Regions from separate parts of the Homo sapiens genome. Here region 1 is linked to region 2. The links are chromatin loops, found by intact Hi-C in ENCODE. Cell type or tissue: PC-3. All regions are shown on one strand. Each heading gives the region's core, and the rest is flanking DNA. Links, peaks and the distances in the headings are about the cores only. Region 1 has its middle 23 kb from the start of MIR4444-2. Region 2 has its middle 80 kb from the start of MIR1324.

Evidence for each region. Hi-C counts contacts between places; a loop is a spot of excess contacts. Peaks named below come from ENCODE experiments on the same cell type or tissue, not always from the same donor. Only the 100,000 strongest peaks of a DNase experiment are listed, where the experiment ranks them.
Region 1: a loop joins it to region 2, with 25 times the contacts of the local background. A loop is called at or near these places in 6 of 110 quality-filtered maps.

Annotation. Positions count from the first base shown.
Region 1 is chr3:75,183,899-75,199,513 of GRCh38, reverse strand. No RefSeq gene overlaps it. Among named protein-coding and RNA genes, the nearest start is that of MIR4444-2, 23 kb to the left of the region's middle. In PC-3, for the core only: CTCF peaks have their summits at 7,053 and 7,253 (motif pointing left); no DNase peak of the experiment used is centred there.
Region 2 is chr3:75,542,618-75,558,232 of GRCh38, reverse strand. It overlaps the pseudogene RPS3AP15. Among named protein-coding and RNA genes, the nearest start is that of MIR1324, 80 kb to the left of the region's middle. In PC-3, for the core only: CTCF peaks have their summits at 5,727 and 5,932 (motif pointing right); a DNase peak (open chromatin) is centred at 5,922.

The sequences.
Region 1 (15,615 bases), core at 4,838-9,837, 360 kb after region 2:
GGAAGGGTATTAGTCAAGGTTTTCCAGATAAACATAAACAGAATCCCATTTTATATATACATATATATATGTATGTATATATGTCCTATGTATTATATAGAAGTAACAGAATCCTATTTTTATGTACATATTTATTAAAAGTAATGGGAAAACTGTAATTACTTTTGCACCAACCTAATATAACATATATTATATATAATATGTTATGTATTATATAATATATAGTGTACATTACATATTATTATGTATATGTAATATATAATATATAACATATTATTTTGTATACTATATATTGTATATATATTTTGTATTATATACTGTAATATATCCTATTATATAAATACATACATCTATGTAATATATCCTACTACTATGATATAAATTTATCTATATTTACCTTATTATTCATTATTATAAAAATTATAAAAAATAAGTTATTGGCCAGGCATGGTGGCTCACACCTGTAACCCCAGCACTTCGGGAGGCTGAGGCTGGAGGATTGCTTGAGCCCAAGACAATACAGGGAGAATCCTGTCTCTACAAAATATAAAAATAAAAGTAAATTACCCGGCTGCAGCGGCGCATGCCTGTAGTCCGAGCTATTCAAGAGGCTGAGGTGGGAAGATCGTTTGAGCCTGGAAGTCAAGGATGCAATGAGCCCTGATGGCACCACAGCACTACAGCCTGGGCAACAGATGGAGGCTCTGTCTCAAAAAAATATTATTATAATTTATAAATTATTATGAGATTGGCTCATGAGATTATGGAGACTGAGAAGTCCCAGGATCTGTATTCCGCAGGCTAAGATCCAGGAGAGCCAGTGGGTATAGTTCCAGTTCCATTCTTAAGACCTGAAAACTAAGAAAGCTGATGATGTAAGTTCAAGTTCGAGTCAGAGGCAGGAAGCAGAAGACCAATGTCTCAGCTCTAAGGCAGTCAGGCAGAGAAAGAGAATTCTCCCTCACTCAGGCTTTTTGTTCTATTCACGACTCCAACAGAGGATAAGGCTCATCTACACTAGGGAGGGTGATCTGTTTTACTCAGTTTACCCATTCAAATGTTAACCTCATCCAAAAACACCCTCATAGACACACCCACAATTATGTTTTACCAAATATCTGGGTGCTCTGAGGCCCAGTGAAGTTGCTGTATATAACTGACTATCATAAGAAGCATACACTGTAGTAGAAGAAATCAATGTATAAGGACACAGGTTTTTGGATCACACATATCTGGGTTCAAATACTTGAATATCAGATTCCTTCACTTCTTTTTATCTGTAAAACTTTAGTCAGGTTAACTGACATCTAAATCTCAGTTTCCTAATCTACAAATTGAGCTAATAATGCCCGGAAGACTTTAGTGGGGATTAAATAAGACAATGTTTCAAAAGCACTTAGCAGAAAACTTGCACTCACCTGTTAGTGTCGGCTTCGTAAAATAAGTAGTTAAGGGAAAACAGAGATGAGTAGGAATCTTGCCTTTGCCAATTTCATCTATGGCTTTGAGCAAGTTACTGGATCTTCCTAAACTTCCATACCTCTTTTGTAGGTACTATTACTGAAATAAGATAGTTCCATCAAAGTGCTTATACAGTTTCCTGCTTAATTGTTGTTGTTTTCCATTTCTGTCTATTATAAATAAAGCTGCTAAAGATATTTGCGTGTAAGTCATTGGGTAGATATAGGTTCCACTTCTCTAAGGTAAATACAAATGATTGGGTTGTTGGGTCATATGGCAAGTGTATAGTTAACAATTTAAGAAAATGCCAAACTGTTTTCCAAAGTAGTTGTAAAATTTTACACTCCCAGCAGCAATATCTGGAAGGTACAAGGGCTTCATATCCTTCACAACACTTGGTATGGTCAATCTTTTACATCTAAGTCATGAAAATGAATATGTAGTAGCAACTCTTCCAAGTTTTCATCTTCGTATTTCTGAAGATCAAGGACATTGAGCCTTTTTTCATGCGTTTATTTCCTATTCACATATCTTGTTTTATCTCTTGCTCAATATTTTTATCATGCTGCTTTTCTTCTTGATATAGAGTTGTAAGAGTTCTTTGTACATTCTGTATACAAACCTTTTATCAGAGATATTTTTCTAAGTAGCTTCTCCCAGTCCCTGGCTTGCTCTTTCATTTTGTTAGAAATGTCTTTCAAAGAGCAAAAGTTTTTAATTTCGATGAACTCTCAAATTATCCATAGGCTTATTCTATGATTCATTCTTTTTGTGCCATATCTAAAACTCTTTGTGTGACCTTTCATAATTTAAGAGTAAGCTTTTATGTTTAGGCCTACTATTCATTTCTTACTAATTTTTATATGTGAAATGACACAAAAGTCTAAGTTCATTTTGTCCTATATGTATATCCAATTTTTCTAGCAATATTTGTAGATGGACTACCTTTTATTTGATGAATTTTCTTAACAATGTTGCTGAAAATCAGTTGACCATGTATGTGTGGATCTATTTTGGACTCTCTGTTTCGTTCCATTAATCTGCTACGCAAACACTACATGGCATAGATGAATGTAGTTTTCTTTTGCTATAGTTTTGCCTGTTTCTAAAATTTTATGTAAGTGGATTATATATTATGCATTATGAAGTCTTTTGTTTCTGACTTATTTTACTTAGCATTATGCTTTTGGGGGTAATAATCCATGTAGTTGCATGTGTCAGTAATTTGTTCCTTTAAATTTCTGGATATACCACATGTTGTTTATTAGTTCTAAAACTTTTAGATACCCTTCTTATTTTCAAATTCCCCCATGATGGCTGAAGGGATGTGAAGATAATAGAAAAAGGCAAAACAGGTTTCTTAATTTCTAGAAACTGTGCTATAGGAAGTAATCTCAGAAATCATATAATAATCAAAAAAGTGCTGTTGGACAACAGTAAAAATTGAGTTTGTGTATATTGAGTTGAATGAATCTTCAGTGAATTCTGTTTTCAAGGTATTGTGTATGTTTTCAGTGAAAGTTTGGTTAAAGAGTGAGAGTAAATTATATAAACCATAAACATCTAATACTGACACAACTACCAATTTTGACACTCTTACTCTTTCGTCCCTTGTGACAATCAAATATTTCATGTTATCATTTTCGTTCTGCCTGAAAAAAATCCTTTAACAGCTCTGATAGTGCAGATCTGCTAGTGATGAAACTTCTTAGCTTTTGTTTAACTGAAAATGTCTTTATATTGTTTTCATTTTAAAAATATACATTAACTATTTAAAAAACTCTAGATTAACGTCTCTTTCTTTCCCTCATTTTTTAAAAGTGCCTCTTTATTATTTTCTGGCTTGCATAGTTTCTGATGAGAAGTCTTCTGTCATTCTTATTTTTGTTTTTCTTTTTGTCTTTGTCTTTTTTCCCTTCGGCTGCTTTTAAAAAATGTTTCTTTTTTAATCACTTGCTTTTAGCAGTTTAATTTTTGAACCTCAAATATCTGAGACAGTTCTCAGTTTAGGACGTTTATTTTGCCAAAGTTAAGGATGCGTGCCCATGACACAGCTTCTGGAAGTCCTGATGGCATGTGCCCATGGGGGTCTGATCACAACTTGGCTTTATACATTTTAGGATGACATGAGACATCAATCATTATACGAAAGATGAACATTGGTTTGGTCGGGAAAGGCAGTACAACTCAAAGTCAAGGCAGAACAACGTGAAATAGGGAGGGGCTTCCAGGCGATGGGTAGATAAGAGACAAATGGTTGTATTCTTTTGAGTTTCTGATTAGCCTTTCCAAAGGAGGCAAATCATATATGCATTTGTCTCAGTGAGCAGAGGGATGACTTTGAATAGAATGGGAGGCAGGTTTGCCCTAAGCAGTTCCCAGCTCGACTATTCCCTGTAGCTTAGTGATTTTAGGGCCCCAAGATCTATTTTCCTTTCATAGATTCTTATGCATATTATTGTTCTGTTCTTTACCTTTCCTCTACTTGGGTTTGTTAAAATTCTTCCAACTGTGATTTTTGTTTTCATTAGATCTGAGAATATTTTTGTTAGTGTTCATAGGTCCTTAGGCTCTCATATAATAGAAGTTGACATGAAGCCAAGCAAGTTTCCCAGACAAAGCTTTATTAGGGGGTTATGCTGGAACACAAGGGAGACAGTACTGGAGCAAAATTTCTCCAGCCGGCTCCCAGAGGGGAGTGCATTGCAGTGTCTTAAGGAGGTGACATTAATAATTCAAGAAGTAGGTGAGCATCACTACATGTATGGGGTGGAGTGCAGGATGCTCAGGTGTAGTAAGGGATCATGCTAACACATACATCACATGAGCAGAAAATGGCAGATAAGAACCCCCTTGGCAGAGGTTTTAGTGTTATAATGAGGTGAGGGGTAAAGATCGGTCATTCTTCTGGTCTTGTGCACTGCAGATGATAAAGTTACTTTCCCTGAGTAAGACTTATGATGGAACACTGCTTATCTTAGTTTCTTCAAGGTCCAATGGTCATCAGTCAGGAAATGGAAAAAGAAAGAAAAGGAAAAGAAATATATTAGTAAAGGGTGGGGCCAAGTCCCTTCTCTACTCTGTCTCATTTGTACTATTATTTTTTCTTGTCTTTCCTTTCAACTGACTTCCCTATTTTGGGGTCTCTAATGACACATTTATTAGAAAGACTGACATTACCCTACAGCTTCCTGAAGTTCTGCATCTTTTTTTTTGTTCACTCCTTTTTCTCAGTGTTTTATTTTGGATATTTTCAATTGCTAGACCTTGAAGGCCACTTATCTTTTCTTTCTTGGTGTCTATCCTTCTGATAATCACATCCAGTGTGATTTCCAAATTTTTAATATTGAACCATTCATTTCTAGAAGTTCATTTTGGCCTTTGTAATGTCTGTATTTCTCTTTTCATTGTAGTTATCTTATTTTTCAAATCTCTGAATATACCTTTAGATTTACAATAACTGTCTCAAGGTTTTTGGGTACAACACCATCATTTGGGTCTATTTTTGCAGACTGCTCCTTTGCATGTCTGGTAATTTTTAGTTTAATATTGAATAGTGTTAATTTTGTGTTGTCTTTTGTCTTTTGGTATTGGATTTTGTCTTTCCACAGAAGTAACTACTTGTGGATTAACCTTATGATCCTTTTGAAGCTTTCATTCAAGGCACATTATGGCAGGTCCAGAGCACACTTTAATCTGGGACTGATTTTGCCTTGCTACTAAGGTGTATCCCTTTAGAAAACTTTATCAATTTTTCTGTCTATTACAAGGTCTTTCTGTTTTGACTGGTGGAAATGCAAATATTCCCAGCCCTTTGTGAGCTTTGTGAATTGTTCAGCCTAAGGTTTTCCAGTTGTTCTTTCCTCGGTTTGGGGAAATGTCATCCTACTCATACACAGATTAGTTTCCAGCCAAAAACTCAAGGGGACTCTGTGTGCAAATCCCCAGAGCTCTCTCTCCCTGTGCAGATTTTTCTTATCCAAACTCAGCTCTCTCTCCTCTCAGCCAAATAAGATTGCCAGAATTTGTTCCCCTCCCTACACTGTGGCTTGAATAATTTCCTCCAGGCAATAAGCTGGGTCAGTCATATCTCATTTGATTTTCTTCTTTCAATCACCATAGTCACGCGCTGGCTGTAGTCTGGCACCTAAAATCAGTGTTTCGTATATCTCTTTCCAGTTTTGTAGTTATTTAAAGTGGAAGAGTAATTTTGTTGTAATTGGTTTTCATTAGCAGTTGCAGAAGTATTGTTGCAAGTACTTATTAATAAAATAATTAAAATATAAAAGGTAAACAGAACTTTTCCATTTTGCTTCCATTTTTTTCCTCTTCCCTCCCCAGTAGCAATTGTTCTCATGAATGTGGTGCATAAAAGTAAATATGTCATTCTTTCAGGCAGACGAGAAAAGAGGGCTTGATATTGTGAAATATCTACAGGGTCTTCATCCCTGTTTCTTGGCACACAACTCCTGAAATCCTTGGAATCTCCAAAGTGATATCTTTTTGTATGCCAATGATGGATGGATGGCCAGCAGCCCCTCAGCTTTGAGATGGGGACTGGTCACCAGAAAGACAAAGGCAGGGTCCCCAACCTTCTGGGAAGAAAGGGGCCAATAGCCAGTGGTTTAATCAATCATGCCTAGGTAGTAAGTCCTCCCTAAAAGCCCTAAAAGGATAGGGCTCAGAAACTTTCATATAATTAGACACATGGCGGTTCCTGGAGGGTGGCATACCCAGAGAGGGCTGGGAAACTCCATGTTCCTTCCCCCATAGCTTGCTCTATGCATCCCTTCATCTGTTTCCTTTGTAATATTCTTTATAATAAACTGGTAAACATAGGTGTTTCCCTGAATTCTGTGAGCCACTCCAGCAAATTAACCAGAGAGCCTGTCGTGGGAACCCCAACTTGAAGCTGGTTGGTCAGAAGTTCTGGAGGCCAAACCTGTGACTAGTTTCTGAAGGGGGGCAGTCTTGTGGGACTGAGCCCTCAACCCGTGGGATCTGATGCTATCTCCAGGTAGAGAGTGTCAAGATGAAATTGTAGGACCCAACTGGTGTCTGCTGCAGAATGAATTGCTTGCTTGGTGGTGGGGCAAAACCCCCCCAACACACATTTGGTCCCAGAAGTCTTCTGTCTGTGTTAGTTGCTGTTGTTGAGTGTGGCATGAGAGCAGTGGAAAATACAATTTCAGTTCTTTCCTCAAACAGAGGGAATTTAGTTTTAAGGTCATTAGGTTTAGAAAACAGTGTTTGACTAGAAGATTGCATCGGTGTGGATTCAAAGGTAAAGAGAAAGAGTAATTTGGACAAGAATTATTTACTAAATGAGAAATTTAAGTAATAAGGGACTGGCTACTAGGAAGTGAAAATAACGCTCAACAATATAAGGGTAGCAGATAGAAGGAGCAGCTGCCAACCCTTGGGCTGAGATAGAGCAGCCACAGGAAAGCAGCTCCCCTACCCCACCACTCGCCACACACGGCTGGGATCCAGACCTGCGGGAGAGAGAGCTGTGGCTCACTGAATGAAAGAGGGGCTGGCAGAACTTGCTGAAACCTGCCTTCTTCTGGAATTTGCCAGACATTCTTCCACTAGGTTGGCAGTGAAATCTGTTCTCAGGAATGAGTCTCATTGGAGACACTCCAGTATAAACCCACTAGAAGCAGAGACAGAGGGGCTGGTGGATGCCGCTTACCACCACGCATCATAGTTGGGGGGCACCAAAGAAGCTACAAGTGCTGCAGAAGCTGGTGAACCATCACCAATATCAGGAAACAAAATCCTGCTGTGTCTCTCTGGCGCCCTCTACTGACAAGCCTTAACATTGTGTCAGTTGGCAAAGAAAAATAAAGGGCTCAGATCCATTTCACAGAGCAGGCAAAAAGATGGATTTGGAGCTGAGAGGCAATAAATAAATAAGTGACACGAGGATGAGGATAAAATGTCAGATTCATTACTAGATATTTATTTTATTTTAATGTTACCGAAGATAGCCTCATTTAGCCAAATCAAGCAGTGGAACCAAGAAAAATTAGGTCCCCACTTCTAACTTGTTACACTTGAATGTGAATATGCCAATTAGGAGTGAGCCCCCACATCTGAGGGAGCAATCCACAGGAAAAGGCTAAACAAAGAACAGAGAAAATATGTGAAAAAAGACAGCCCCAGAGAATAGCTGGAACTCTGCTTACCCTGCTTAACTGAATGATGCTATGACCTGTGATTCTAGTCCTTGACTTTTCCCCTTGAACTTGGATTCTGGAATTGGGGAAGACAAAAACAAAATTGGTTCATTAAATATCAGTGGTCAAATGAGGCTGTAAATATTTAAGTGTTTCCCATCCATAGTGATATGAGGTGGAAAAATGATAGTATCCTGTTTTGAAATCTTGGAGATAGATAAGGAGAATCTGAGAAGAACTGGGGCTTAGTACTGCAGCCCTTCCCCACTCCAAAATAATGGATCACAAGGAATTTTTAATTGCACTTGTCTACATGAATGGATTGGTTAGGGAAATAAGCTGTTTATACTGCTGAAAAAGTGAGGCCTTTCCCTGAACTCCCGAGAACTATGGAAAAACATTAAAACCACACTAAATACACAGTTTGCCAAATACCAAAAGGGCAAATAATAAAATCAGTATTGAACCAAGTATGAGATTAAAACAAATATCATCATCATAAAATAAAGTTCTGAGAATCAAAATTAAATCCTAAGGGTTTTTTGAAAAAAACTCAATTATTAATAAAATTCGCTGTTGAGTATTTCATCAGTAAGATTTTAATTGTGTGACATTAGATGACAGAAATAAACATTCTTTGGAGTCCTCTATATTAAACAGTAGGTCACTTGCCCCTGGGGTTGTTGAAGGTATCTATATTTTTTGGCTATCACTGCTGGTATTTATGTTGTCATCTAATCATTCAGCTCTCCTTTACCTAAATAAAAGGCACTTACTGTGGTAGATTAATGCGAGGACATTTTCTCTTCCAATTCTGCACTAAAAGATTTAGTCAGTATTAAAACTGAAATCCCATTGAAACAGTCTCACAAACCAACCATTTTTGTACTACTTGAAGAAAGTGCTTTTAGCATATTTTCCAAAGCTGACTCAAGGCGGCGTCCTTCATTTTTTTTTTTTTAATTGTAACATTCTTTTGAAGTACTTGCTGTTTCTCACAATCCCTTGAGACAATTTTGTCTTTACCTTTCATATAGGAGAAATTTGGCAAAGTAGCAATGTTGGCTTTCTAGAAAACAAGGTCATTCTAGAAATACATTTCCTTCCACATTGTTTACATATCAATTACAGTATCTTCCCAGGAGGACAATGAGAGGAGAATCTTTAGAGCAGAAGGCATAAAAAAGTGTTAGCCACAATATTTTTGTCACTTCTAGGATCAGAATATTGTTGGCAATGTGCAAGTTGAGAGATGACAAATGATGTTGAAGTCGTCAGTGGGCTTGTTCTTGAACTAGTCTTGGAGAGATGGTACTCAGGGTTCTCAAGTTTTTTAAGCAGCCTGTCCAAAGCCTCTAGACAGGTGGCCTGGAAAGCACAGAACTTAGCTGAATTTCATGACCTCTGAGACAGGGACCCTGAACGGTTTGGATCCCCACCCAAATCTCATGCCAAATTGTAATCCCCAATGTTGAAGGTGCAGCCTGTGATACTGTCCTCACCACAGTGAGTGAGTTCTCGTGAGATCTAGTTGTTTAAAAGTGCAGCATCTTCTGCCTCTCTCTCTTGCTCCTACTCTGGCCATGTGATGTATGTGCTTCCCCTTCGCCTTTTGCCGTGATTGTACATTTCCTGAGGCCTCCCCAGAAGCCGAGCAGATGCCAGAATCATACTTCCTGTACAGCCTGTGGAACCATAAGCCAATAAAACTTCTTTTCTTTATAAATTGTCCAGTCTCAGGTATTTCTTTATAGCAGTGTGAGAACAGACTAATACAGACCCCCTTATTCCTCCAGTCAAACTGACTCAAGGTGAGCAAAATATCATTTCTTTCTAGGGCTAACCAATCTATTCTTGTTAACCTGAATTTTCTGGAAAATCTGCAATGTCTTTTTCAGTCCTCTTACTTCTTTTTTGCAAAAACACACAGATTTGTCTATCCCCATCAAAGCTTTTCATTTATCTCAGCACCTCACCATCTCCTTTACTATGTCTCCTTCTTCTATTTGTCCTTCCATGTCTCAAATATGTGGTTTATATTCCTCACTACTCAATATTTTCCTCTCTAATTTAGTTTCCATCATTGCCCCTCTGCTAAAGATAAGCTCAACAATTTGTTAATTCCTTTGAGTCACTTTTCTTTAATGTTAGTCTTGGAGGTGGAGTGGAGACCTTACTATGCCATTACATTGTTTTTGCTTAAATGAATATTTTACACCAGATTTGCATGACACCATAGCGAGAGAATTCCTTTTCTTTCTTTTTTAAAGAGGCTCAACCTCTTTTGATTAATAGCTTGCCCTCAATTAGCACATAATACGTAAATTCATGAAAATTACAAAAGCAGAAGAGAAAACATTATCTGAACTAAGAATTTACCCATTTTATTGTCTTTTGAAAATCTTAGTTAGTATTACGTCACTTAATTTAGAAAAAAAGTTACTCTAAAATGATATAAATATTAAATCTTAATGAACCCAAGAAATGAATTCCTTTACATAATAGAGGTATAAAATATTAATTTAAATGTCAAATTTGACCCCTTTCACTATTCTGAGACTCTGGCAAGGGAATTCAACATACACATGAAGACTGGTACAAATCTATGCTGTCTGAAAGCTGTTAAGGAAGCATTATCTGTCTCTGATGGACTCCACACAGAATTCACCATAATAGCTGTTCAAGCGCATTCCACCCTCCTCAATACAAAGCAGGGGAATTACACTGCGGCTAGATGTTAACCCATGGAGCTCGGTGCATTTTAGCTTCTCAGGGAGCTCCAGCTGCAGTTGCACAGGCAGGAATAAAAGACAACAACAAAAAAAGAGAGAGGAGCCATAAGTTCCTGGTAGTTTTGGGGGCATCTATTTGCTGCCCTCTGGAGAACTAAGAAATGATATCCAACAAGGTCTCCTTGAGGCAAAAAGAAAGGCATGTGTCCAATTTAGTACGCTCGTAGTTATTGGCATGGGTATATCTGGGATCCTTGAGGTAAGTGCATAAAAGATGCATGAGGGATGATTGTAGCAGTCATTTCAAAAGGAGGAGAATTCTGGGGGCCAAGCTTCCCAGAAGGAAATGTGGCTGGCGATTTGACAGTAACATGGAACCAGAGGCATAGCAGGTACTAGCAGCAGTAGTCAAACTGACAAGAAGAGGAAAGTACGGCACAACATGTGGGAAAAAAGAGCTTCCTAAAGATGGGGAAATAATTAAGTGATCTAGCTACTGAGAACTGTGTGTGAAGAGAGTATCTTGCAAGCGGATAATTTTGCAAAGCAGAAGATGTAGATAGGGTATATGTTGCTTACAAAACAGACCCTTGGATTGGATTTGGCTTTCCTTTTATATGCTGCTACGCATACACTAAAATTTTTACTTTTTCTTTTTCTTTTTTTCTTTTTTTGAGATAGAGTCTCGCTCTGTCACCAGGCTGGAGTGCAATGGTGCGATCTCAGCTCACTGAAACCTCCGCTCCCCCAGGTTCAAGCCATTCTCCTGTCTCAGCCTCCCCAAAATTTTTACTTTTTGAATAACATTTGTATGTCTTGCAATCAGAAGTAACAAGCTCCTACTATGTACTTTATTTTTGGTCATAAGGAATGACGCCTTAAAGAAATAGAACTTATAGAATCTTGAGAAAATCTAGATTAAAAAAACTGGTCAAGTCCCCAGGGTATTTATGATCATCAATAATATTAAAGATTTTCTGAACACCTCCTGTGGCAGGTCAGGTCTCACTAATGCAAGCCTCCATAACAACTGTTTCAGGACTGACTGAGAGGTTAAGTTAAATATTAAAAACCAGTGTCCTTACACAAAGGTTGGGATGTAAAAAAAGCCCATCAAGAATTTTGGCTAGGACTTTCCTGGGCTTTAAAGCATAACACAATAACAAAATAATTCTTAATAGGACCATTTAGGATTAAACCAGTTTTATTGTGGGTCTAAAGAAACTCCCCAGGCCTCCACAAACAAGCTTATTAGGGGTCTGAAGGAACTCCCTAAACCTCTGTGATTTAGCAGGAGACAAGATAAGTGTAATCACCCCAGCACCTGGACCCATTTAGACTAAGTAAATTTACTAAGGCTCCAGAGGAAAGTCTTCAGGACTCAGACCTTAGTTACAGATTAAAAGATTTATACATCTTTGGATAAATGCACACTTAAATGTATAGCTTAGAAAGTATATAAGCTCTAGAAAACTTTGTAATTTTCAGTCGGTCTGGTGATAATTTCCAGGCCTTCCCCCTGTATATAGTTGCAGAAATAGGAACTCTCTTCCTCCCCAGTTCGTCTGCATCTCATTATTGGTCCACGAGAAAGAGTAGCCTGACCCTCACTTTGGCCGGGGAACATTAGTACATAAAAGGGGTTGTGTTTCTTTGAATACTACCACTTATTGGGTGCTTTTATGTGCCAGGCACTGTTCTAAATCCTTTATATGAATCATCTTGTTTAATCTTCACAATGGCTACACAATGTAAGAACAATTCTTCTCCCATTATACAGAGGAAGAAACTGAGGTTTAGAAAAGTTAAGTAACTTGCGCAAGATCAAATAGTTAATATATGGTAGTGAGTGGTTAAACACAGGCATTTCTTCTGTGATGCCTGAGTACCTATGAAGAGGGGATGTAACAGTGAATCGTACCACCTTGGCTTCTGGCTTTATAGCTTTCACCATCTTTGGGGGTGGAAGACGGCGAAAGTGAGAGGCAGAATGCTGAACTCAGTGTTGAAAGGCTAAAGAAAGCTTCCTAGAGGACATGCTAGCCTAATTAAAGATTTGAAGGATGAAAGGGAGCTGGCCAATTGAAGAGAAAACTTATGAACTTCTCAGAAACACAAAAACAGAAAGTGTACAAACCCAGATGTGAAAGAGAACATGGCACATTTATAACTAGAGTCTGAATTGCTTGTGGCAACAGATGAAGCGGGAGACATACAGTGCTGACAATCAAACAGGCCTTGCATACCATATTGAAGAATGAATCAATAGGAGAAGTGTGGAAGAAAGAACTCACTCTTCTAGGGGATTTTAACCCCCTGGCCTACCTGGGCTACATTTCAGAGTATGAATACATTTGCAAATAGGAGAATTTTGAAATAGTTTGGCCTGTTAGTCTTTGAGAGATCATGGGATGTAAGACAATTACCCCAAGCCTAAATATCAGTAAACTCACCATTTGAAAGTGGGACAGATGTATTCTAAAAATTGGATAGACTGATCTTGGTCTCAGCTGACTCAGTGCCAAGTACCAGAGGAAAAAGTAAACACTTTTTGATCACTTGAATGGAACAAAATTCTAGAATAAATTATTCATGAGATTTTTTTTTGTGGGCACGTCAAGAAAGGGTGAGATAGTGAGAATATATTTACTTTTTTAAAAAAATGTAATGAATATCTTGTATGTACAAGGAATTGTGCTGGATTTGGAGGAGAAGAATACAAAAGGCCAATAATAATAGTTACCATTTATTGTGTGCTTGCCAGATGCTTGGCGGTCTTCCAAACCTTCATTTATTCATACGACTCTTATAATCCAGTGAAATTAAGTCCTATAGCATTCATTTTATAAACTGACACTCAGAGTGTAACTTCTTCAAGGTCACATCCCTAATAAATATGCGGGCTGGAATTTTGTTTTTTGGGGGTGGGGTCAACACGGCACCATTACTACTTTTGCCTGAGGCTGTTTCACAGAATCTTTTTCTTTCTATGATTTCAGGATAGAATTTGGTAACTAGTGTTACATGTGATATGTTAGGTGAAAATAAAATGCACTTTTTTCGGGAGATTGCATCAGTCTGGTTTGGTGGCTTCCTCTAAAAAGGTGACTTCACAGACCCAGCAAAACCCAGTTGGGTGCCAGGTGCAATGATTTTTACAAATTTCCCTTGAGTGCTGGTTGTCCAGACACTCCAGTATTTCAGACTAGAGTTGCTAGTGTGTGTTTCTATAATTTCCAACTACTGCTTCTGGTTTCTGGACCATTCATGTAAGCTTTGGACCAGTTAGCTTTTGCTTTAAAACACATCACTCTCAAGCATAAACAAACACCATTTTATTTAGCTCACAATTCTTTGAAGGCAGTGCTCAAGTTCATCTGGTCTGGGCCAGAGTGACTGATCACTGCTGGGTGTCCTCATGCATCTGCAGTCAGGTAGTGGATTGGCAGGCAGCTGGATGATGGTGGCTGGTCTCACAGGTGGAAGACTCTCTAACAGGGTGTCTAAGTTCTTTCTCCCACCAGTCTAGCTTAGGTTTCTTTGCAAGGCAGTTGCAGGGTTGCAAAAAGCAGCAAGAAAGGGCAAGTTCCGTTGTTCAAAAAGACTTCAAATATCTGCTTGCATCACATTTGATATTGTACCAATGGCCAAAACAAGTCACATGACTAAGCCCAGTCTCACTATCGGCGGGTGTATCCAAGGAGGTGAGAGAGTATCCAGGGCCATGTTACAGTGATGACAAGAATGTGGCCATTTTCAGAAATCACACAAGTCCTGATTCCCATATTATATCCCTATTCCTGTATTTGTAGTGACCCTATCTTCCTTGCTGAAACTTGGTTATTATAGAATTAATAATTAAGTCAAGACAGACTAGCTGAAGAGTTGGCACAAATCTTGATCATAATGTTGTATTACCTCTCCAAATCTGCACAACCAGAGGGCTTATAGGAGAGAAGCCTACACATTTCTGATTATTCTAAGAGATAGGATACAAATAAAAACCATGAAATGATTAAATGTACTAGCCCATGTGGTGCAAACATGGAGGAGTTATAACTAATTTTGATGGGGAGATGAGTTGGTTAAGAATACATAATGAAAGAAATATTGACCTATTTACTGAGCTTCTAACTCACCGTACTGTCAGGCTTCCTGTTGGAAAACTTCATGTGAATTTGTCCCTAATGTTTTATGCACGTGTTCAAAATAAAATTAATAATCTTCCCTTACTTTAATCTTCCTACAAGCTCCATATTTTGACTCACTCATTGATTCATTCAACAAGTATTTATTGAGTGGCTACTAGGTACTAGGTAATTTTCTAAATGTGGGGATAGGGTAAACAAAAAAGATTTCTCCCCTCCAGCACCTTTCATTTTAACAAATGGATAGAAAATTTAAAAAGTAAGAAGTCTTAGAATAGATTATTGACTTGACATAAATTGAAACAAAAAAATATTAAGCAAGCAAACGCTGCTAGTAGGGAATGAAAATTTGGCCACCTTGGAAAATGGTGTTGCATTACTTTCTAATTTGAATATTCATATATCCTATGACCCAGCAATTCTATTCTGAGGTATATATCCCAGATAAATACTTTCACATATACTAAAACATATATGAAAAACTGCTAAAAACACCATTGTCCATAATAGCAAAAAATCTAGGAAAAAATTCCAAATGTTCATTAATATCTAATAGAGTATTTGTAGATACATTCTAAGGAAAAAAATAAAGTAGTGTTTGCTGATAAGTAGTATACATTTTAACTGTCACTTCAGAAAACAATTTGGTGGTAACTTTTAAGTTAAACATTCACTTATCTTGTAACTCAGTAATTCTACTCTGAAGTTTATACCCTGAAGAAATTCTTTTATATGTTTACCAAAATATGTGTAAAAACATTTAGGATACCTTTGTTCATATTAACAAAAAAGTTGAGATCGCTAAGAACAGAAGAATAATAAATAAACTAAATAGATTCACATAAAGGAATGTTATACAGCAGTGAAAATGAATAGGTATTGATGAATCTTAGAGAAATGTAGAAAATAAAAATTATATGACTTCTGCTTCTAGCTATGAAGAATTACCTTCTAACAGGCTAGAAAAGCCAGCTAAAATTCTTCCCTCATGGAGTATATGCTGATTTTTGGAGGAGGATAAGAGGCTGAGTAGCTGAGCAGATGCCAGGTGCTCTGAAGCAGTGAAGACTGCAGGGCATTCAATATTCTCAA
Region 2 (15,615 bases), core at 3,728-8,727:
CCATGGACACAGGGATCCACACACCTTTTCTTGCCCTTACTAACAGAATACGATGCTGCCAATCAAAAGTTGAATCAATGCAAGTAAACAATCTACAATTTTCACAGGTTATAGTTTGGGAATCTGGTTTAATAACTATGTTTCCTACAACTAGCATATAAGGGGGTTTTACACAACTTTGCAAAGGAATTGTCAGATTGGAATTTAGGTTAAGAGTATAATATGGCTTATGATTTTTTGTTCCCATAACTTGATTTTCAGACCAAATTCTAGTGTGGTATGAGGCCACAGTAAGCTTCTATAATTCTGGGTGTTCAGGAACAACAACAGGACTAACTAACTTTGGTCGGGGTGATGAAATCCCCATTTCACCCCATTTCCATGGATAGGGTCATTCTAGCCTTCTATAAACTTGGTCTAGTTTTTTAGTTAAATCACTATTATAGGCTGGATTAGGGGGCCAGACAGATAGAGCCTGTGAACACGAGTGGGTCTGGCCCATACAATCATAATATAACTGGCCTCGAGGGGCCCAGTCTATAATAGTTCCAAACTTATTGTTTTGTAGTACCACTGCAGTATCAGCCACACATTCTTCCTAAACTAAGACTTTTGGGTCTTTTGATTCTTTTGGAATTTCCTCGGGGCATGGTTTCCCTTTAGGCCTAAATTTTAATGATCTTTGATAGGAAGAATTTTGTAAATTATTTATTTGTGACCCGAGTGACATTCCACTTATCACATGATAAGTAAATTTACTGGTGCCACTGACAGTAGGTACTTCTACCAACCAATTTTGGATAGTAGGCATTAAGCATCCTGGTGCTTTTCCCAAGCAAATAGGAGGATAATGATACCCAATGGAAATGTTTATCATCATTCCTTCTTCTTCAGGTTGGGCAGGGCCACGGTTATCTGTGGGGCCTGGTACCCATACACTGTTATTAACATATATTTCAATAGGATTATCTATCCAAGTGACTGCCCGAATTAAGGGTGGGAAAGGCACATAGGCCCAGTAAGTATAGTTAGCTCTAGCGGCTCCCACAGACGTAGGGAGACTTACCACTGTTGATACAATCATTAAAGCTGCAAGCAGCATATTCTCTGGAGTTTGTGTTACCCTTGTGTTTTCCAGGCTTTTTTTAGCTAACTGTGTCAGCTTCTTTAGCTGGGCCCAGGTCGGCAGCTCCACCTTTTTGGTGGATGGCAATTTCATCTGTTTTTCTGATATTACCATTTTATTCATCCTGCGAGTCGATGATGTTCGATTGTGGGTTTTTTGTCTCTGCAGAGGCGCCTTCCTTTGTATCTCTGATGGGTTCATTGTAGAACTTCAAATGTCTAGTGGGTACCCAAACAGGAAGCTGATTTTCTCCTGGTGAAACACAAGTAAAACCTCTCCCCCATGTTATCACTCTACCTATTTCCCATGTTTTATTTTTGTTATTTTCCCACCAAATCAGTTTTTCCTCATGTGGGCTGTTCTTTTTACCGGTAAAATGTTATTCTGCAGGAGTAGTGGTTTGATTTCTATATATATTTAAAAAATTTAAAGTACAGAGTGCTATATTAAGTTGCATCTGAGGAGTGTTATACTGTTTACTGTCTTTTTCCTTTTTTTGTTTAACCAATTGAGCTTTGAGTGTTCTATTAGTTCTTTCAACTATGGCCTGTCCTTGGGAATTATAAGGGATTCCTGTTGTATGTGCAATTTTCCATGGATTTAAAAATTTTTGAAATGCTTTACTACAATATCCTGGCCCATTATCTGTTTTAATTTTTTTTGGAACTCCCATGACTGCAAAACAAGATAATAAATGTCTTTTAACATGGGAAGTACTTTCTCCTGTCTGACAGGTTGCCCATATGAAATGTGAATAAGTATCAATGTTACATGGACAAATGACAATTTTCCAAATGAAGGTACATGTGTAACATCCATTTGCCATAGTGCATCAGGACATAAACCTCTGGGATTAACTCCTGCCTCTTGAGTGGGCAGGTGTAAGACTTGACACTGAGCACAATGTTGTACAATATTTTTTGCTTGTTTCCATGTGATATCAAATTTGTTTTTTAATCCTGTTACATTTACATGAGTCAGGATATGAAGTTCTTGTGCTTCCATGAAGGCAGATGATACTAGCAAATCAGCTTGTTCATTTGCCTTAGTTAAAGGCCCTGGTAAATTAGTATGTGCTCGAATGTGACTAATATAAAATGAGAACTTTCTTTTTTCACAGTTTGTTGTAACAATTTAAACAGCTGATTTAACTGATCATCCATACTATATTTGATTAGAGCTGTCTCAATATCCTTGGTAGCCTGTACTACATATGTAGAATCCGAAACAATGTTAATAGGCTGATTAAAATCTTGTAACACTGAAATGACAGCAACCAATTCTGCTCTTTGAGCTAAGTGATATTGAGTTTCAATGACTCGTTCTTTTGGTCCAGTGTAAGCCTCTTTTCCATTGCTGGAACCATCAGTAAACACTGTCAGAAGATTTTCTAAAGGTTTATGTCTGGTAATTTTAGGTAAAATCCAAGTAGTCAATTTTAAAAACTGGAAGATTTTTGCTTTTGTGTAATGATTATCAGTAATTTCCACAAAATCAGCAAGACCAATCTGCCATGCACCAGAATTGATAAAGGCTTGTCTAACCTGTTCCTTATTTAAAGGAACAATGATTTTATCTGGGTCACTTCCACACAATTTTACTATTCGTAATCTTGCCTGATTACGAATTCGTAAACTTGCCTGATTACGAATTCGTAATCTTGCCTGATCAAATGTAGCCATTTGATCTAAGTACAATGTAAAAGTCTTAATTGTACTGTGAGGAAGGAATGACCACTCTACAAGATCTGTATCTTGAACAATAATGCCTGTTGGAGAATGTGCAGTAACAAAAATTAAAAGTTGGAGTGGGGCTGAGTGATCTATTCTATTTACTTGTGCTGACTGATTTTTTTTCTTCAACTAATTTAATTTTTTTATTTGCCTCTGGGGTTAATATTCTTTTACTATTCAAGTCTGGATCCCCTCTCAAGATAGAGAACAAGTTTGACATGGCATAAGTAGGGATGCCTAAAGTTGGCCGAATCCAATTAATATCTCCTATCAATTTTTGAAAGCCATTTAATGTTCTTAATGTGTCTTTTCTTATTTCTACTTTTTGTGGTTTAATGTTTCTTTCCTCTACTTGCATTCTCAAATAATGAAAAGGAGTGGAGGTCTGAATCTTAGTAGATGCTATTGTCAGGCCTGCGTTTGCAACGTCTGCTTGCAGAAATGTGTAACAGTCAATTAATTTGTCTCTTGTTTCTGCAGCACACAAAATATCATCAACACAATGAATGATATAACAGTCTGAAAACTTGTCTCTAACTGGTTGAAGAACTTGAGCTACAAAAGTCTGACAAATAGTTGGACTATTAACCATTCCCTGAGGCAACACCTTCCACTGAAATCTGGTGGCTGGTTCTTTATTATTTATAGCTGGTATAGTAAAATCAAATTTTTCAAAATCCTGTTTTGCCAGAGGAGTGGTAAAAAAGCAATCCTTCAGATCAATTATAATTAAAGGCCAATCTTTGGGAATCATGGCTGGAGAGGGCAGCCCAGGTTGGAGAGGCCCCATGGATTGAATTACTGCATTAACGGCTCTTAAATCAGTTAGCATGTGCCATCTGCATGATTTTTTCTGAATTACAAACACAGGAGAATTCCAAGGCGAAAATGATGGCTCAATATGTCCCTTTTCTAATTGTTCCTTTGCCAATAAGTGTAAAGCCTCCAGCTTTTGTTTTGGTAGTGGCCACTGATTTACCCATACAGGCTTTTCTATTTTCCAAGTTAATGGAATGGGTTTTGGAGGCTCTACAGTGGCCACTCCTGAAAAGGATACTCTAATCCCTTTTTTTCTGTATTTTCTTTAGCCTCAATTGGAACTTTAATGCCTTCTCCATTTTTCCCTAGTCCTTTGCCAGGGAGATATCCCATTTTAGTCATAATTTTTTGACTAGTGGCGCTGTATAGGGAGACTGGAATAGTAATCTCTGAATGCCACTGTTCTAATATGTCTCGGCCCCATAAATTAATTGGAATAGAAGTAATCATAGGCTGAACTGTACTCTCTTGATTATCAGGTCCCAGACAATGTAAAATTTTGGCACTTTGATACACTTCTGAGGCAGTGCCCACACCAACAAGTCCTGCAACGGGCTTTTGTTTAGGCCAATTTTTTGGCCATTGATTTAAGGCAATGATAAAAACATCAGCCCCAGTATCCACTAATCCTTCAAACTGCTTTCCCTGAATAGTAACTGTACACAAGGGTCTATTCTCTGAGAGCTGACTAGCCCAATAAACAGCTTTTCCAGCAGGGTTGGTACTTCCAAACCCTTCTGTTCTTTCTGTTTTGCTATCTCCAATTTTAATATAAGGCAAGAGCAGTAATTGAGCAATTCTCTCACCTGGATTGGCACTCCAGGGAACAGTAGAGCTGATCACTAACTGAATTTCCCCTTTATAATCTGAATCAATTACCCCAGTATGAATTTGGACTCCCTTTAAATTTAGACTTGATCTTCCTAAAATAAGGCCTACCATCCCTTCTGGCAGCGGGCCATATACCCCTGTAGGAATCTTTTGCGGAGGCTCTCCAGGGAGTAAAGAAATAATCTGAGTGAACATAAATCTACTGCAGCACTGCCTGCTGTGGCGGGGGATAACTCTTGTATTGTTGTAATTGGCTGATTTCCTGAAATGGTGGTATTTACTGTGGGGGTTGTTGTCCCTGAAAACCCTGAGGAACAAATGGCTGAATCGGGAATGCCCCACTTTGTTGTGGGGCCTGGGGCTGGCCCCTCTTCCCGTTTCCCGACAATGGTTGTCCATTTTTATCAAATTTAGAACAACATTCCTTAGCCCAACGTTTTCCTTTTCCACATCTTGGACACAGGCCAGGTGCCTCCTTTTTTTTGCTCTGTTTATTTAAGCCTGGACAATTTTTTAGATGACCGATTTGACCACAGTTATAACAGTTTCCCCCCAAATGTTTTAACTTGTCCTCCTAAAGCAACCCCTGTAATTGCTTGAGCCATTAACATTGCTTTATGCATAGCTCTTCCAATCCCATCACAAGCCTTCACATATTCTGTAATTACATCAACTCCTGCTGAAACCTTTTCTTTTAATGGCTTTATAGCCGATTGACATTCTGGATTTGCATTTTGATAAGCCATTATTTCTACAATAACTTTTCGGGCGTTATTATCTGCAATGCATTTTTGAGCTGCATCTTGCAACCTTGCCACAAAGTCTGGATATGGCTCTTTAGAGCCTTGTCTGATTGAACTAAAAGAAGGGCAGGAGGTTCCTGGGTCCTGAATCTTCTCCCAGGCCCTGAGGTAAATAGCCCTTAGTTGTTCAATAGCCTCATTCTGCATTACTGATTGTTGGTTAATAGTGACCCAATTTGGACCTGTTCCTAGCAACTGATCTGCATCTATATAACCAACAGGATTAATAGCCTGATTTTTCCATACCTGTTCTTGTACCCCATCAATCCACCAGGTTTTAAACTGTAGATACTGAGAGGGTGAGAGGGAAGATTTAACCAAAATTTCCCAATCTTAAGGAATAAGTCTATTTCCATGAGCAATGGAATCTAATAATGTTCTCATATAAGGACAGTTGGGTCCATATTGTTTAAATCCTTCCTTTAAATTTTTTAACATTTTCATGGTGAAAGATTCATATCTAGCCTCAGTTCAGACAGATGCTCCTGTTTGACTCCCTTTTCTGGCCGGTATGGGTTGTAAAATTACCGGATACTGCCATGCCTCAAGATCTCCCTGTTTTCTGGCTGTAGCAATGGTCTCATGCAGTGCACCATCTTGTCCACTAGGTGGTGCTGTAGGATCAAACGCCATCGCCGTGGGTTGTTGATATAGTGTCTTGCTATTTAGCACAGGACGCACCACCTGAGATCCATACTGAACCTCTGGAGACGGCCGATACTGAAATTCGGCTGGCGGCTGGTGTTGATAAACTACCGATGGTTGGGTTTTATTTTCTACTGCCTGCTATTGTGGATACTGTGCCTGGATTAGCATTTGAGATTGTGATGTCACAGGTATCTGAACCGCGGGAGAAGGAGATGGTGGCCATCATGGTCTAAACTCTGATGGCCCAAATAATTCTGGACCTCCTTTCCCCAATTTTGATGTTTCAGGATATATTGCTTCCTGTAACTGATTATAGTCAACATTTTGCATTGACTGAGCTATTACAGGCTGTACTGCATTTTTACAATGTGGACTTTCCATTCCTTTCTTAAACTCTGTTCCTGCCTCTTCTTCACAATCTATTACACAGCTTTCAGGGGCATCAAAGACTGAAATGCTATCTTCTTCTATTTGAAATGGTTCTAAAGTTGCTTTAGTAATGGCCCAATCATTCCATACTGTAAGTGGGATGATTTTACCTTCCCGAGTTGCTTGTTTTAGTCCTTTGCCAATTTTTTCCCAATCTTTTAAATCTAAAGTTCCCTGTTCTGGAAACCATGGGCAGAATTGTTCTACTGTTTGAAATAGCGTAACTAAATTTTCTGTAGAAGCTTTAACTCCCCCTCTTCTTAAGAGAATTTTGATGAAGCTGAGATAAGAGGCATATTTACTTTCAGTTTGCCCCATTGTTACCCTGGATTCCTCCGAGCGCACAAGCTTACTGCAAGGCTGACTGTGGACGTACTCGGGAATCTCTTGTCGGCTGTCCTCAATGCTCATGTTCTTATCGTACCTTTACCCTAGAGAAAGGCCCCACATTGGGCGCCAGATGAAGGGGTGGCCTGCCCCTCCACCCCTGTGGGTATTTCTAGTCGGGTAGGATGAGAGACGAAGAAAAGTTTTGTACTAACCTCCCTTGTACTAACCCCCTTTCCCTGGCCTCTTCCAGCTTGTCTTCTTCTCTCCCAGTAGTTTCTTCATGAAGAGGCCATGTGCTAAATTCCATGAGATATTTCACACTCAAAGAAGGCTTCTTTTATACTCTTTTGATAATTTGTCTGGGAATCACTGTCTCAATTTATAAGGGAGTTTGTAATAAATACAGTAAAAGAGAAACACACAAAGTATTTTGAGATATCAGAGAAGGGAGAAACCAATTCTATTAATATTTGGGGTTAGCAGGGAAGGCTTAGTTAAGAGGTGACATTTGAACTAAGCCTTGAAATAAGAGAAGGATTTGGACATGCAGTAATGGGGAGAGAGTAGAAGCAAGACATGATGGTTAATGTTATGTATCAATTTGACTGGGTTGTGGGGTGCCCAGATATTTGGCTACACATTAGTCTGGGTGTGTCTCTGAGGTATTCTGGATGAAGATAACATTTAATTGGTAGACTGAATAAAGCAGATTGTCCTCCCCAATATGGGTGAGCCTCATCCAATCCACTGAAGGCCTGAACAAAACAAAAAGGTGGAGTCACAGAGAATTTGCTCTTTTTTCCTGATTATATTTGAGCTGGGACATCAATCTTTTCCTGACTTTAGATGTGGACTCGAGTTGGAACTATATCATTGGCTGTCCTGGGTCTCCAGCTTGCTGGCTGCAGACTCCAGGACTCCTTAGCCTCCATAACCATGTGAGCCATCCCTTACAACAAATCAATCTGTCTCTATGTGTATAGCTCTACCTCTATCTCTCTGCTCTTTCTCTGGAGAACCTAGAGTAATACACAAGGTTATATTAGAGAAGAGGATGACCCAAGGAAAAGTGTGGAGGCAGAAAAGTGCAAAGAGGTTTTGGGAAGACTGGGGTCCTGATGGGGAGTTTGGATTTCACTGTGTGTAGCATGGAGAATCCTTGAAAATATTCAAGAGGTGAAAATTGTATTCGTGGAAGAACACCAGGAGTATGTGAAAAGAAAAACACTCACTCCATTTTGACTCCACTGAAGGGGGCATCAAAGGGATGCACTGGGGACATGGGTTGGAGGGTCATTGAGGCCATATCTGGAGGATCCTTACTTCTAGGCTGAGTCTGAAGTTATCTTTCTGGGGAGTGGGAGATTACAAATCTTTGAGCTCCACTGAAGAGATGGTTTTGCTAACAATGACAGGGCGATGGTTGTGGTGGTGGTGGTGGTGGGAAAATGGTATCATGAATTCTAACTGGGCTTCTGTTATTCTAGCTGAGAAAGTTTGGTAATGGACTTTCAGTAGAATAATACAGATCTGGGAATCAACTGCATGGAGGAGGTAGTTATAGGTGATGAGATGGCTCAGGGACAAAGTTTGGTAGAAGGAGAAAAGATACTAGGCTGGTACAAAAATAATTGCTATGATTGCCATTACTTTTAATGGCAAAATCCACAATTACTTTTGCACCAACCTAATAGGGTGCAAACTTCGGAGCCATCTGCATCAGAGGGATTGATGAAGATCAACAAAGTTTGGGAACACAGGAAAGGAGCGGGGAGGGTAATGACTTGAGGGCATAGCAGGGATAATCAAGGTTTTTCTTGTTAGCATGTGGAGACTTAAGCATGATTATATATTAAACGCCTGGCACATACATCGTGAAAAATATTTATGAGTGAAATGACAAGTGAAGGTGGTGAGTCATGGGAGTTCCAAGGGAATGGGTGATAAAGGGAGGTCTCAAATGAGACACAAGTGGAGAAGGTAGCTTGGGAAAGGAGAAGGATGTTTCTCCTTATAAGATGGGAAAGGCAGAGGAAGAGGGTCAAGATACAGTGATCTAGGGGTGAGATGGAAGTGAGTTGAGAGAACTCAACTCTGGGCTCTGAAACCCCTAGGGATGGGTTTGGGGGGCTTTGAGATATGGAAGAGGTTAAAAGTCAATTGTTATAGCAAATATGGTTTGGAATTTATTTGTGATGCTTAAAAATATTGCTGAACAGAAGTGAAGTCTATCCTAGAGTTGGATGGTGAGATTATTTAGTGGAACTACAAGATCCATGATGTGATTCTCTCCAGTATCATTCAGCAGCCCTTAGGCAGTTGCGAGGCAAGTCATCAATGGGGTATGGAGATTTTCCAGGTGGGTGTGGTTGAAAGCAGGGAAGAACGAGTTTAGGAGCACATTACAAGAAGAAGGTGACTGTAAGGTCCAGGCTGAGCAGGAAGGTAAAGCAAGAAGGAAACATGAGGTTGTGAAGAGAAGTTTAGAGGGATGAGGAGGCAGGAGAGGTGAACAGTTGCGGGATGTAGCTAGAGTGGCGATGTTAGATCTTGGGGCCAGAGAGCTTTACAGTGATTATGAAGATCAAAGGGCATTAGAATCAAGCTATAAAGAGCCACTGTTTGATGTTGGGATGTGAGGATGCTGCAGGTGGATGTCTGCACATTGATGGTGAGAACATGGTCACCCTGGCCCTGCTGGGTCTTTGCTAAAGAAAGTGTGCTCTGTTCTTGGGGCCATTTTCATCACCTGATTAGAGCAGTGGTCCCCAAATGGTGTTCTTTGGACCATCTGTATAAAATGTTCATAGGTCAAGGATAAAATGGAAAAACAGAGAAAATGTCACAGAAATGTGCCCATTGGTGAAAGACCACCAGCTGTCCTTTTTGGAGGATTGTTCTGTATTCTAAAAATGTATATATTCTATTCTTTTAAAACATTTTTGTATTTGCATTTTTTTCCCTTTTATGAAATGCCATGGGGTAGAAATTTGTAATGTATCCAATTCTCCTGTCTGCATGCATTGCCCTGTGGTGGGGGAGGGGTTGTGGCTAGTTCTGGCCAAGAGGCTGGGGGCAGAGGTGTAGTGTGAGACTTCTAGCCTAGGGCATTTAATTCTTAGTACAAGACTCTCTAGCATTCTTCTCCCTCTGTTCCCTGCTTGGTGATACTCGAGGTAATGCAACCCCCATTAGCCTTAGTCTTAGGGCAAGTTTGATGGAAAACAGAGCACCCCTTACCTCCCTGCAGATGTAACATGACTGAGAAAAACAACTTCTGATGTTTGAAGTTACCAAGATTTAGGAGTTGTTTGTTATTGCAGCAAAACCTCACCTATTCTGACCAATCATGGTGGAATTTGTGTGTGTGTGTGTGTGTGTGTGTGTGTGTGTGTGTGTGTGTGTGTGTGTGAAACTGGTAGTTTAAAAAAGTTCCTTCTTACCAAAAAGAAAAAAAAATTGCAACCTTATGTTGGTTCTCAAATTAAAAAAATATTTTTACTGGTTTATAAAATAGAAAAATCTGAGAATCTGTAGCTTAGAGAACTATAGTGTGGATGTCTATAAAGACCAGGTTATTTTATCAGCTCCTAACACCCCTTAATAGAAGCTTAGCCAAAACTTGGACTATTTCAGTCTTTCCCATTCCACATTCCATGGACTCTTGAAGAGACATTGATGAAACGGTGCAGCCATGAACCACCCTCACTCAATCCTAGTGGCAGAATCCCCCTTTTACTGCAGAATGAGCTTCTTGCTACAGTGATACTTGAACCCCTTAGATATATCCTGTACTAATTATATTAAAACACGACCAATGATTTTGCTTTGTTGTCCCCCAAATTCAACAAATTAATCATGAGAACCCAAAGAATTGGATTTAGTGTAACTGATTCCAAAGTGTCAGTAAGAACATAATTAGGTTATAATTTTCTCCAGTTCAAATAAAAGAAAATTGGCAATAAAATGCTGATCGATATGTGTAGCTCAGGAGGTAGAGCCTGCTTTGAGATGCAGAAGTGTTTGTTTTTTTTAGATCTATATTCTTGAGTAAAGAAAAAATCCATCTCTCTTTCCTAGAGGGGAAGACTTTCAGAGATGGGCTTGGCAACAGCCTGACTATCAGAGGCTGAATTAAACAAATAGGTACCTCCCTGGAGTGAATGGTGCATTTCTCGTGTTTGGGGAACCGTGCTTTTATGGTGGAGTTTGCTTTCTGTCTTGGTCTCCGGATGTGTGTATCTGTGGGTGGATGTCTGCATGTAAATGGCAGTGTATACCTGTGTGGGTGTGTAAAAAATTCCCATGTGAATCTCAGCTTTGTGGGGATCTCCAGGTCTTGAGCCCAGCAGATGCCATTTGAAGAAAAATCACTTGAAAATGAGACAGAAAGAATGGAAACTAAATCCTAGCTCTAAAGACACCAGGCTGATTAAAAAAAAAAAAAAACTCTGGATCTTCTTTGTTTTGGACTCTACCTACCTCCAGATGACATTTCTGTTTCCTATGAGATGATTAGAATGAAAGAGATCCTGAGCACGAAAGAGCAGACAGTGTGTGATTGTGTGTATGTCAGGGTGTCAGCTGTGACACTGCTGACATTTTGGCTCAGCAATTTCTCTGTTCTATGTGTGGGGGTTCCCTGTGCATTTTAGGATGTTGAGCGGCATCCCTGGATCCCTGGACTCACTGGATGCAGTAACACAACTCCCCCCAAGTAGAGACAAACCCCAGCGTCTCCAGATATTGCCTAATGTCCCCATAGGGCAAAATAGCCCCATCTGAGAACTGCTGCTTTCATAAAGTACAATGTCAGGTGAAATAGGTGGAGGCTGTTTGTAGTCAGGGGTTAGTAGAGATGGAAGAGACCCCAGGAATATCCTGGAAGGGGCTGCAATATTTTGTTTCTTGAATTGGGTGTCGGTAATATGGAGATGTTCAGGTTTGTTGTTGTTGTTGTTGTTGTTGTTGTTGTTTTGAGGCAGGATCTTGCTCTGTCACCCAGGCTGGAGCACAGTGGCACCATCATGGCTCACTGCTGCCTCTGCCTCCTGGGCTCAAGCAGTCCTCCCACCTCAGCCCTCCTGAGTAGCTGGAACTACAGGCATGTGCCATCACTGTTGCCTAATTTTTGTATTTATTTATTTTTTGTAGAGAGGGGGGTCTCACTACGTTGCCCAGGCTGGTCTCGAGCTCCTGGGCTCAAGCAATCTGCTCACCTTGGCCTCCCCAAGTGCTGGGATGACAGGCATGAGCCACTGCTTCTGGGCAGTATGTTTGGTTTTTAAGAAAAGTACTGTGTTGACCTCTTCTGTGTGCACATTTCTTTAAGTAATAATTCAATAAAGCATTTAGAAAAATTGGTCATAATAGGAGTGATTTGTAGAGTGATTGGAATGAAAGCTGATCACCTTAATTTGAACTACTCTGAAATGAGCACCAGGGGCCACCAAGAGGAGCCTTTCAAGGTGTCATAGCCAAGGAGAGGACTGTGTTGTGTACACCTCTGCATAAAGGATTTGCTGGTTACATGCAAGGATGAGGCCTCCTTCTGAGGACAGAGGCAGCAAAGCAATTGGAAGCCCAAAGCATTGAGATTTCTAAATGGACTTTGCTAAAATCTTGTGGATGACTCATGCTCTTAACATACACCCATGTACATATTGTCCATATAAACATTAATTCTGTAACAAGGCCCACACATAAGGGTTTTTTTTTTCTTTTGAGACAGTCTTGCTTTATTGCCCAGGCTAGAGTACAGTGGCATAATTGTGACTCACTGCAACCTCTGCCTCCTGGGTTCAAGCAATGCTTGTGCCTCAGCCCCCCGAGTAGCTGGGACTACAGATGCACACCACCATGCCTGGCTAATTTCTGTATTTTTAGTAGAGACAGGGTTTCACCACGTTGGCCAGGCTGGTCTCAAACTCCTGGCCTCAAGTGATCTGCCCACCTCAGCCTCCTAAAGTGTTGGGATTACAGGTGTGAGCCACTGCGCCTGGGACCACTCATAAGGTTTGAGTTGAGATAGAGAAACTCTGGCAGGACTGAGGAATTTGGCCACAGTCTCTGGGAAATATGCACAATTTCTGGAATCTTCTCTACTTCCAGAGTTCCCACTTTCTATCTGTCTCCTATTTATTCAACAAACTTGTATGGAACCACAGTGAGTCTAGAACTTGCCAGGTGTGGAGGATAAAAAGATGACTGAGGTTGGGCATGGTGGCTCATGCCTGTAATCCCAGCACTTTGGGAGGCCAAGGCAGGCGGATCACTTGAGGGCAGGAGTTTGAGCACAGCCTGGCCAACGTGATGAAATGTCTCTACTAAAAATACAAAACTTAGCCAGGCATGGTGGCATGCACATGTAGTCCCAGCTACTTGGGAAGCTGAGGCAGGAGAATTGCTTGAACCCAGGAGGCAGATGTTGCAGTGAGCTGAGATCACACCGCTGCATTCCAGCCTGGGAGACAGAGCGAGATTCCATGTCAAAAAAAAAGATGACTGGGATAGAGACTCCATCAGAGTTGACTCTAACACAAACTTGGTAAGAGCCCAAGGCCTGGCTGGGCAAGCACCTTGATCAGCTTCATCCTGCAGCCTCTACTAGAGTGAAGAGCACTCTTTTCTTTACCCATGAAAATGTTTTGTGCTTCGTACCTACAAGTACAATTTGTGTTAATTCTGCAAAATTTGCCGTATAACTGTTCCTGTATTCTTAGCATTTTTCCTTTGAGAGATTTTTCATCACATTATCTTTGGGCTATGTGGAATTGGAAATTTACTTAGAGTCAACAACAACTTCAGGAAAGTCAGTTCTTAGTCAAGAGTTAGGTTTTCAAAGACAGTGGATAAAATAAAAAATCTAGTACAGTCAAGATTATACGTGCAAATCCCCTCATCATTCATAAAGTTTAGCAGTCAGTCTTACCGTGGCTCACCAGGTCCAATCCATACTTCTTCCTCCATGATTGGAGCAGAGGGTGATTTTTTTTATGAGCAACTGATGAAGTCATTTAGAGACCATTTGCAGTAGGAACCGTGTGTACTAGAGTCCAATCAATGTGCCCTCATAGCACCATTTCTGCCTCTTTCCCTCTTTGTTCTTGCCAAGTACCCACAGTTCATTTTCCACAGATTAAAAGAGCCCAAGTTGGACCTATACCTAGGAGCACAATTGCTGCGTCATTTGGTAACTCTATGTAGAATTGTTTGGGAAGTTGTTAAAGTGTTTCTCACAGTGGCTACACCATTTTAATTCCTTCCAGCAGTGTATGAAGGTTCTAGTTTCTCTGCATCCTCACCAACACTTGTTATTTTCTGTATTTTTTTTTTTTTTTTGAGACAAAGTCTTGCTCTGTCGCCCAGGCTGGAGTGCAGTGGCACAATCTCAGCTCACTGCAACCTCTGCCTCCCAGATTCAAGTTACTCTCCTGCCTCAGCCTCCCGAGTAGCTGGGATTATAGGCACCTGCTATCATGCCTGGCTAATTTGTGTATTTTTTTAGTAGAGACAGGGTTTCACCATGTTGGCCAGGCTGGTCTCAAACTCCTGGCCTCAGGTGATCCACCTGCCTCGGTCTCCCGAAGTGCAGGGATTACAGGCATTAGGCACTGCACCAGACCAATTTTCTCTATCTTTGATTCTAGCCATGCTTATGGGTATGACGTGGTATTGCATTGTGGTTTTGATTTCTGTTTCCCTGATGATGAATTTCATTAAGCATCTTTTCATGTGCTTATTGGCCACTTATATGTCTTCCGTGGAGATGTGCCATATTTTCATATTCAAAAATGAAAGCACAGGCCCACACAAAAATTTGTACATGAATAATTACAGTAGCATCACTCCTAATAACCCAAAGAGGGAATTAATCCAAATGCCCATCACCAGATGAAGAGATACACCGACTGTTGTCTACCCACATGGTGGAGTATTATTTGATCACAAAAAGGAGGAAAGTACATACACTACAGCGTGGATGAACCTTCAAAACAGATGAAAGATCACATTCTACATGATTTCATTCAGATGAAAATCTATAGAAATAGGAAGTCGATTAGTGGTTGCTTAGGGCTGGTAGGGGCATGGGAGGATAGGGGGTGTTAGCTAAAGGGTATGAGGTTTCTTTTTGAGGTCATGAAATGTTCTAAAATTGACTGGTAATGTTTGCGTATATCTCTGAATATATTAAAAACCATTGAAATGTAAAAAATGCAAAGAAAAGACAGCCCAAGTTGCAATTTTATTCAACACTTGATTGGCTTTAAAAATAGATTCCAGGCTGGGCATGGTGGCTCACACCTGAAATCCCAGTGCTTTGGGAGGCTGCGGTGGGAGGATTGCTTGAGGCCAGGGGTTCCAGGCAAGCCTTGGCAACATGGCAAGACCCTTTCTCTACAAAAAAAGAAAAAATAAATATCAGCTGAGTGCAGTGGCTCACACCTGTAATCCCAGCACTTTGGGAGGCTGAGGCGGGCAGATCTCCTGACATCAGGAGTTCAAGACCAGCTTGGCCAACGTGGTGAAACCCCATCTCTATGAAAAATAAAAAATTTAGCCTTTTGGTACTCTGAGCAGCACCATGGCGGTTGTTAAGAACAAGTGCCTTATGAAAGGTGGCAAAAAGGGAGTTAAGAAGAAAACAGTTGATCCATTTTCTAAGAAAGATCAGTATGATGTGAAAGCACCTGCTATGTTCAATATAAGAAATATTGGAAAGACTTGGTCACCAGGACCCAAGGAACCCAAATTGCATCTGATGGTCTCAAGGGTCTTGTGTTTGAAATGAGTCTTGCTGATGTGCAGAATGATGAAGTTGCATTTAGAAAATTCAAGCTGATTACTGAAGATGTTCAGGGCAAAAACTGCCTGACTAACTTCTATGGCATGGTTC